Linked DNA regions of Homo sapiens: region 1 is linked to region 2. Evidence: read pairs that join two places in POLR2A ChIA-PET (ENCODE). Cell type or tissue: Panc1. All regions are shown on one strand.

Region 1 (5,000 bases), 850 kb before region 2:
ACAAACATGTACTAGAATGCTCATAGAGGTATTATTTTATTTTTTTTTTTGAGACGGAGTTTGGCTTTTGTTGTTGCCAGGCTGGAGGGCAATGGTGCGACCTCTGCTCACTGCAACCTCCGCCATCCGGGTTCAAGCGATTATCCTGCCTCAGCCTCCGGAGTAGCTGGGATTACAGGCATGCACCACCACGCCTGGCTAATTTTGTATTTTTAGTGGAGATGGGGTTTCTCCATGTTTGTCAGGCTGGTCTCCAACTCCCAACCTCGGGTGATCCACCCACCTCAGCCTCCCTAAGTGCTCGGATTACAGACGTGAGCCACCACGCCCAGCCTAGAGGTACTATTCATAATAGCCAAAAACAAGAAACTATACAAATGTTTATCAATACTGGAATAAATAAATGGTGCTATATTAATGGAACAGCAATGAGAAAGAAGGATCTTCAACTATCTACAACAATATGGATTAATCTTACAAACATAATGTTGGGGAAAATAAGTCAGATCCAAATAAGTACATACTGTATACTTCTATTTACACAGAGTTCAAAAGCTGGCAAAACTAACCCATGGTGTTAGAAGTCAGGGCTGTGGTTTCCTTGGCAAGCATGGAGATTGAATCCGGAAAGGAAGAAGAGGAGGTACTTCTGGGGTTGTGGCAATTTTTTTTTTTTTTTTTTTTTTTGAGACAGCATCTCGCTCCAGTGGGTTCACTTTGTGAAAATTCAGCAAGCCATAAACTTATGATATGTGCATTTTTCTGTATATCCTTTTTATTTCTATAAAAAGTTATGTTTAAATTTCAGTTAAGGAATGAAAAAAAGGACAAAAAATAAATCACTAAATTCAACTAAATACCTACAAACAAATGGAAAGACTATGATGGAAATCAGGATTATTGTCTTAGATTCAAAAGTGTCAAGCTATTAGGTCAAAATTATAGCCTTATGAAGTCTGGTGTTTGAGCTTTAAATTATACATTTTGCACAGTATTCTCTGATGTTTCCATTTGTCCTAATATAAAAATGTTTCTACATATATACTAACAAGTAAAACTGATGCTCCAGCAATATGTACCATGCTTTTCCTGTAGTTGAAAATCTACCATCAAACATGCTACTACCTAATGACGAATTCAGAGAAGGTAAAGAAAGTATGTAAACCTTTCCCTCACTGGTGGCCCTTATTAGCTTAAAAATGTAGTCTTCATATAATATAGCAAGACATTTATGCAAGTCTAACATTTTTAGACTAAAGAAAAAAGTGTAATTACTATATTAATAGAAAGACTTAATTATCTTTCTATTCCAGCCACTGAAGTTATTATGACAGAATTGTTATACAAAGGTAACATAATAACATGTAGCCAAAATATATAGGAGAAGATATTATAGAAATATATTGGACAATTAGTTAATAAATGTTATTTTTCAAATGTTATGACATTTGTGACATTGGTCAGCTTTTTATATTTTTAATTATACTTTTTGGCATTCTAAAAGACAGATTTATAATCTTTTTTGTGTTTATAATCAGCATTCTTTTTCTTAAAGACAACTCCCCAAACTGCTTCAGAATCACAAAATCTTGATTTGCCCCAATTGAGACTGAAGTTCCCAACAAGACTTTAGTTTCTTATCACATCAAATATATATTAGATGATAACCCTGCTGTCTTATACCACCTGGCAACTAGGAAGTAAGAGACAAAATTAGTTGAAGGAAGTCATTCATATATTCATTCATCAAGTAAATATGTAAGGCTTCTGGATGCCAGGTGCCATGTAAAGCTATGAGGATACAACAGTGAGCTCAGATGCGGCCCCTGCCTTCAGGAAGCTTATAGTTCCACAGGGCAGAGAGATAACAATCAGATAATCCCCAGTTACAAACTGCTGTCGATGCCACGAAGAAATATTATGAAGATGACCACAAAGTAAAATACAAAAATAGGCTGACTTTCCGTGAAGGAATGAATGGGGGGATGTCCCAAGACAGGGTGTCTCTATCAGAGTAGGAGGAGATGTCTGGAGAAACAAGCAGAGAGATGAAGGCCAGCAGCTCTGCCCACACCCCCAGGCAGAAGAGATTGGGGCATGCACAGCATAGCCTCCACCCTGCTGAACTGCAGCACTGAGCAGACCTGGGGAAGAAACAGCATCGTGCTGGGAGCCACAGCTCAGCCAGGCCCATGGCACCATCCTGCAGGGCAGGCACCAGCTGCTCCCGAGCAGCAGCAACTGGCAATTCTAGCAAGACACTGTTGTCACCTGATGATTCAGAGTTGTGAGGACAGCCAGACTGGGATAGAATCCTGGTTCTGCCACATTCCAACTGTCTTTCTCTTCGTGATTTGCAAAAAAAAAAAAAAAAAAAAAAAAAAAAAAAAAAAAACGGTAGGGGTACAGGTGGTGGGAACTGAGTTGCTGCATGCTAGGCTGTTAGGTGCCCTGCACAGAGCTCAGTACACAATGCTAAATAAATGGCAGCGGCTCTCATCATGGACCTCTCCCACCTCCTCCTCCAGTCTGTTCTGTCTCTTCGACTTGGTTTGGGGACCAGCCTTAATTCACGCAGGACTGGAATTCTGCCCACAGCTCAGTCCCCATAACTAGCCAGACATCCCGGAGCCTTCATCTGCCTGCCCAACATTGCCACCTACTGCCCAAGGCTGGATTCCCTTGGAGCCACGCTCAGCTCAGCCCTCAGCCAGTGCTATAAGGTAGATGCTGCCCCAAAACAGGCAGAATTATAATAATACGTGTTTAGGGATATATTCATGTACAGTAAACTATAAAGAAAAGCCAAGTAATAAAACGCAAACTATCTTTCAATTATAAAAACAGTCTTCCTGCTGCAGTAGAAGGGTCACTTTAGTAAAGAAATTAACATTTCTATTATGAAACTTTAAATACAGCACAATTTTAATATGTTTTTCTTCCACATCACATTATGTTGAAATTAGCTATTTAACTGATTGTATGCATTTTAAGAGCAGGACTGTGTTTTATTATACTTATTTCCAAAACCAAACAAAATATAGAAAAATCAACCAATGAAACTTGCAGATGCCAATAAAACAAGCCTCAATAAATTTAAGAAGATTGAAATTATATCAAGCACTCTCTCAGATAACAGTGGAATAAAATCGAAAATCAACTCCAAAACGAACCTTCAAAACAATGCAAATACACGGAAGTTAAGTAACCTGTTCCTGAATGAGCACTGGGTCAAAAACGAAAACAAGATGGAAATTTTAAAATTCTTCAAACTGAATGACAATAATGACACAACCTATCAAAGCCTCTTGGATACAGCAAAGGTGGTGCTAAGAGGAAAGTTCATAGCCCTGAACACCTAAATCAAAAAGATTGAAAAAGTGCAAACTGACACTCTAAGGTCACACCTCAAGGAACTAGAGAGCCAAGAACAAACCAAACCCAAACCCAGCAGAAGAAAGGAAATTACCAAGATCCGAGCAGAACTAAATGAAATTGAAACAAACAAAAAAGACGAAACATAAATGAAACAAAAAGCTGGTTCTTTGAAAAGATAAATAAAATTGATAGACCATTAGCAAGATTAACCAAGAAGAGAAGAGAGAAAATCCAGACAACCTCATTAAGAAATGAAACAGGAGATATTACAACTGACAACACAAATACAAAAGCTCATTCAAGGCTACTGTGAACACCTTTACACACATAAGTAGAAAACCTAGAAAAGACGGATAAATCCCTGGAAAAAATACAACCCTCCTAGCTTAAATCAGGAAGAATTAGATACCCTGAACAGACCAATAACGAGCAGCAAGATTGAAATGGTAATTTAAAAATTACCAACAAAAAAAAAGTCTAGGACCAGACAGATTCACAGCAGAATTCTACCAGATATTCAAAGAAGAATTGGTACCAAGTCACCCTAATACCAAAATCAGGAAACGACATAACCAGAAAAGAAAACTACAGACCGATATCCTTGATGAACATAGATGCTAAAATCCTTAACAAAATACTAGCTAACCAAATCCAACAACATATCAAAAAGATAATCCACCATGATCAAATGGATTTCATACCAGGGATGCAGGGATGGTTTAACATATGCAAGTCAATAAATGTGGTACACCACACAAACAAAATTTAAAAAAAAATGACATGATCTCAATAGATGCAGAAAATGCATTCGACAAAATCCAGCATCACTTTATGATTAAAACTCTCAGCAAACATGGTACACAAGGGACATACCTCATGTAATAAAAGCCATCAATGACAAACCCACAGCCAACATAATACTAAATGGGGAAAAGTTGAAAGCACTCCCTCTGAGAAGGGGAACAAGACAAGGATGCCCAATTTCACCACTCCTCAACATAGTACTGTAAGTCCTACCCAGAGAAATCAGACAAAAGAAAGGGCATCCAAATCGGTAAAGAGGAAGTCAAACTGTTATCGTTTGCTGATGATATGACTGTTTACCTTGAAAACCCTAAAGGCTCCTCCAGAAAGCTCCTACAACTGATAAAAGAATTCAGCAAGTTTTTCCGATGCAAGATTAATGTACACAAATCAATGTACCCAAATCAGTAGCTCTTCTATACACCAACAGCGACCAAGGGGAGAATCAAATCAAGAACTCACCCCCTTTTACAACAGCTGCAAAAAAACTAAAATACTTAGGAATATACCTAACCAAGGGGGCAAAATACCTCTACAAGTAAAACTACAAAACACCTCTGAAATAAATCATAGATGACACAAACAAATGGAAACACATCCCATGCTCATGGATGGGTACGATCAATATTGTGAAAATGATGATACTGCCAAAAGCAATCTACAAATTCAACACAATGCCCATCAAAATACCACCATTATTCTTCACAGAATTAGAAAAAACAAATTCTAAAATTCATATGGAACCAAAAAAGAGCCCGCAGAGCCAAAGCAAGACTAAGCAAAAAGAACAAATCTGGAGGCATCACACTACCTGATTT
Region 2 (5,000 bases):
TCCCTGAGGGCCTGGCTTTCTCAGTGTCAAGTGGAGAGCATGTTGTCTTAGTCTGCTTTGGCTACTATAACAAAATTCCATAAGCAGGTGGCTCATAGCAACAGAAATTTAATTCTCACAATTCTTGGGAAATCCAAGACCAAGATGCCAGCAGATTCGATGTCTGATGAGGGCCCAAGTTCTGGTTCAGAGACGGTACTCTCTCGCTATGTGGAAGGGTCAAATGAGATCTTCCTTTTTTTTTTTTTTTTTTTTTTTAAATAAAATTTTGCTCGATTGCCCAGGCTGGAGTGCAGTGGTGTGATCTCGGCTCACCGCAACCTCCACCTCCCAGGTTCAAGCGATTCTCCTGCCTCATCCTCCCAAGTAGCTGGGATTACAGCCGATTACCAGCACACTTGGCAAATTTTTGTATTTTCTCCTGCCTCAGTCTCCCGGGTAGCTGAGATTACAGGGATTGCTGGATCAAAGTTTACCACGCTCGACAAATTTTTGTATTTTTAGTAGAGATGAGGTTTCGCTGTGTTGGCCAGGCTGGTCTCGAACTCCTGACCTCAGGTGATCCACTTACCTCGGCCTCCCAAAGTGCTAGGATTACAGGCATTAGCCACCGAGCCTTGGCCAAAAGAGCTCTTTCATCAGGCACTAATCCCGTTCATGAGTGCTCCACCCTCATCATCTAATTACCACTCAAAGGCCTCACCCTCTAATACCACCACCTTGGGGATGAGGCTTTCAGCATAGGAATTTGCAGGGGGACACAAACATTAAGACCAGAGAGATACTTTGGACTGAGGGGACCCTTTGGTGAGAACACAGGGAGTGGTTCTCTGTGGGGAGGCTGAGATTGGCGTGGCAGGAGGAGGCCAGCCATGGGGCATCTGGGGAAAGGTCTGGAGGCCGAGGGGCTGTACCCAGGGCAGGAGCCAGTGCGGTTGTGGCCCTGTGAGGGCAGACCCGGATCTTGACCACGAAGGCACTGGGCGTTGCTGGAGAGCTTCCAGACACTGGGCTAGGATCACATTTCAGTTTCCAGTGAGAATCCTCCTGGGTGTCTCTGGAAAATGGCTTGGAAGGCATAAGAGCAGAAACAAGGGGATCATTTGAGTGAACTCATATAGTAGCAGAGCTGTGCATTGAGATTACCCACACCCCAGCTGCGAGAGTCCCTGTTAATGCAAGGTGGCCAGTTTAAAGCTGACAGGACTAGATTTCCCCATGGAGTGATTTGCTGAAGGCTTTGGGCTGGAAGTTCCAGCGCCCGCAGAAAACTTACTGTTGGAGGTTCTTCGCCCTCGTTTCTGAAGGAAAGCTCCCAGCTCTGCCTGGAGCCTGGGATGGAAATTGTCTCTGGTTAATAGGATCTTTAAGACAGCTAAATCCTGCACTAAAGACTTGATGCAACTGCTGTTGCACACGGAGGTGGCTCCCCTGCCATATGCCCGCAGAGCTTTCTTTCATTGTCATTACAGAGAGTCAGGCGTGTGTACAGGAAGGAGACGGGATCCTGCCGTAATGACTTTGTCTTCACCATCTTTTCTCAGCTGCTTAAATTGCTGTCAGGGCAGCGTAGGAATCTTAAAGGAGGGAGTTTTCTCTCATATAATTATGCTGTTGGTAAAAATGTTGGCGGCTTTTCTCTACTTTTCCCCTTAGCCACCAAAATAAAACTCTTTATCTTGGAACTCGGCAGCTGTTTGCAATCCGCCTCATTTCTCCTGCTGATGTATTGGTGTCGCAGCTTGGGTGATGGGTGGTGACGTGAGGGTTGAAGGTAATTTCTGTCGCAGTCCCATGGTCATGAGCCAAGACCTGGAGTGCTGGAGGTGCGCCAGGTCGGGTCATCTTTGGGTTTTGCCCAGTGAGCTGTTGCTAAGGAGAGGGCTTTGTTTGCCTAGAGCTGGGGGAAATGTTCAAGGGCAGGCACACATTGGCAGAGATCTGCTGACGTGGCGACGGCGGAACTCATGGCTGTGTGTCAAGCCTGGGCAGTAACAGGTGGCGAAGGCCAAACCTTTGGGGGCAGACTTGGGGCAGCAGTGGAGACGTGTTTTGGGGATCTCAAGGCGTCTTGGTGGGAAAGAGTGCCGGTGGGTCAGGAAGGCGGGGGTGCTGGGACACTGCTGCTGCTTGGGTGGGGTCAGGACCTGCTACACAGATACCAGACCCACCCTCTGCCAGGGGACACAGAACGGGCAAGGAGAAGGGCTGTGCTTCTGAGTGCTTCACTGGTCTGGAAACCCATGTTTTAACTGGGGCCACCCCCGGACCCCTGAGACTGAGGTGGTGTGAACCTCAGGGCTGGGGAGGTGGCTTCCAGGGGACCACCTCCTCACGCCCTCCCTTCCCAGAGAGGATGGGGAAGGTTTGGGCGGGAGCCTCCGGACTGGTAGGGACTCCACCTAGAGGCCAGCCCCTCCTGGGGTAGGCACAGAGGCCTCCAGAGCGCCTCCCTCTGAGTCACATTCCTTCTCATTTAGTCACCTTTCCTTCCACGGGGCTGCTGTTGGCTCGAAATAGAAGGATGACTGGACCGTTCTCCGTGCAGCTTCTTCCCTGAGATGTTCCCCAAGCCCCTCAAGGCATCCTTTGTGATGCACTTCTAAACAGCAGCCGGCTGGGCTCACAGTGGCTCACACCTGTAATCCCACGACTTTGGGAGGCCAAGGCAGGAGGATTGCTTGAGCTCAGAAGTTCAAGACCAGCATGGGCAACATACATAACATCTCTACAAAAAATAAAATAACATAGTGGGCTCTCTTCTCTACAAAAAATCAAAAAACGTAGCTGGGGCCAGGCGCCGTGGCTCACACCTGTAATCCTAGCACTTTGGGAGGCCAAGGCGGGCAGATCATTTGAGATTAGGAGTTCTAGACCAGCCTGGCCAACATAGTGAAACCCCATATCTACTAAAGAATACAAAAATCAGCTGGGCGTGGTGGCGCATGCCTCTAATCCCAGCTACTCGGGAAGCTGAGGCAGGAAAAATGCTTAAACCAGGGAACGGAGGTTGCAGTGAGCCCAGATCGCACCACTGCACTCCAGCTGGATGACAGAGCAAGACTCCGTCTCAAAAAAACAAAACAAAAAAAACTTTAGCTGGGTGTGATGGTGCGTGCCTACAGTCACAGCTACTTGAGAAGCTGACGTGGCAGGACGGCTGGAGTCCAGGAGGTCAAGACTGCACTCCAGCCTGGGAGGCAGAGTGAGATCCTGCCTTAAAACAAACAAACAAACAACAGCGAGTGTATCCTGGGTGCTTGTTCGGACTAAGGTGCAAACAGAGGGCTTTGCGTTATGGTCTTTGATCCTGGTGGCATTTTCATTAGACTAGATGGTCACGGTAATGTGGTATCTTTTCCTTTTTTGTAGACAGGCGACTGAGTCTCAGAGGGCGGTATCCTCGCCCAGGTCGGGGGTCTGCACATGGCTGTCAGTGTTGTGTCCTCGGACAGCCCTGTCCTGGGAACTCAGAGGCTCAGCAGTGGTGCCTGTGGAATGGGCCTCTGTTTTCACCGAGTAGTTGACCCCATCTGGCACGACAGGGAGACTCTTTTTTATCCAGAAGCCAAATCAAGAGAGGCTTTTCTGAGTGACTTGGCTGTGCTTTTTTCCAGCTTTGGAAAGTATGTTGAGAATGCGTGCTGGCCCTGGTGGTCTTACGTTGTTGGTGTCAGATGTAAACTTGCGACGTGAAGGCAGAATTTAAGTCTAGCTTTATTTAGTCCAACACGTGTTCTGCAGCAGCCGCTGGCTGCAGAGCCAAGGGGATAACCATCCCCTCCCAGTACTTGCAGTCTGGTGGGGACCAACCCCCCAGAGAGATGGACCCTGTGCTGGCTCAGAGAGAGAGGGCACTTAAATCTTGCTTGGTGTGCTCTGGGAAACCCTCTCCTGGAGCATTGGCTTCTGAGCTGAATTTTCTGGAGTAGAAGGTAATGCCGAGGCCTGCTGGACATATGTCCTGTGAAAATTCTCAGAAAGGCTGGGTGCAGGGGCTCACGCCTATAATCCCAGCACTTCAGGAGGCCGAGGCGAGCGGATCATTTGAGGTCTGGCATTCGAGACCACCCTGGCCAACATGGTGAAACCCCGTCTCTACCAAAAATACAAAAAGTTAGCCAGGTGTGGTGGCGTGCACCTGTGGTCGCAGCTACTCAGGAGGCTAAGGCACGAAAATCACTTGATCCCACGAGGCGGAGGTTGCAGTGAGCTGAGATCATGCCACTTCACTCTAGCCTGGGCGACAGAGCAAGACTGTTTCAAAAAAAAAAAAAAAAAAGAGGAAAGCTGGCAGAATGATCATGGATACAGTGTGCAAACGTGACTTGTGCAGCCACCATACTCTCCTCATGGGGGAGTAAAAATTAGCTGGAAATGATACCTGAGGCAAGAGGCCTATTAAATCTTATTAATAATTGATTTTAGTGGGAAGTACAAGTTCAGTACATAAAGCAGGAGCTTTTTGGGGAAGTTACTGAGTTTTTTGTCTTCTCCAGAGAGAGGCCAGAAGGGCAGCATCTCCAAGGTGAATCTGCCCATTGGCTGTAAGGAGCATGGACGAGGACTTAAGAGGCAGCCCATCTGGCCACATCTCCAAGGCGAGGCTGTCCACTGGCTGTAAGGAGCATGGATGGGGATTTTGAAGACAGTGTGTCCCGGAGCCGGCCTGCAGAGACAGGCTGCCTGGGGGGAGGAGGGCAGCCCCCAGCTCCGGCGTGGCCAGCCCTGACCTTGGGCCATCAGGGAGGGCACGCCAAGCTTTGTGACTTTCAGGTCTGTTCCCTTGCCCACGGGCTGGTTCTGGCTGGTTTCTGGACTGTACTGTGGCCGTGTGGAATTCTCTGGCACACAGCAGCAGGTACAGAGCCTGCCCCTGGGCAGCGCTGACCATGCTGGCCTGGGGTTTGGATACTTGAGCCTGGGTAGAGACAGGGTGGGTTCTCGGTGGCCACTTCCTCTGCAGCAGCCAACAGCAGAGACAGAAGGAGGCCTGGGAC

The links. ChIA-PET counts read pairs that join two places held together with the same protein. Peaks named below come from ENCODE experiments on the same cell type or tissue, not always from the same donor. Only the 100,000 strongest peaks of a DNase experiment are listed, where the experiment ranks them.
Region 1: POLR2A ChIA-PET joins it to region 2 with 10 read pairs; 1 of 35 experiments calls an interaction of 5 or more read pairs at or near these places.

What each region holds. Positions count from the first base shown.
Region 1 is chr10:125,932,120-125,937,119 of GRCh38, reverse strand. The region is part of intron 1 of FANK1 (fibronectin type III and ankyrin repeat domains 1); the gene reads right to left. Among named protein-coding and RNA genes, the nearest start is that of FANK1, 38 kb to the right of the region's middle. RefSeq lists an enhancer at 2,169-2,669. In Panc1, CTCF peaks have their summits at 2,430 and 2,662 (motif pointing left); a DNase peak (open chromatin) is centred at 2,649; H3K4me3 peaks cover 350 bases.
Region 2 is chr10:125,081,872-125,086,871 of GRCh38, reverse strand. The region is part of intron 2 of CTBP2 (C-terminal binding protein 2); the gene reads left to right. Among named protein-coding and RNA genes, the nearest start is that of MIR4296, 52 kb to the right of the region's middle. RefSeq lists enhancers at 1,181-2,008, 3,665-4,492, 4,493-5,000. In Panc1, no CTCF peak of the experiment used is centred here; DNase peaks (open chromatin) are centred at 1,851, 2,481 and 3,171; H3K4me3 peaks cover 2,305 bases; H3K27ac peaks cover 2,209 bases.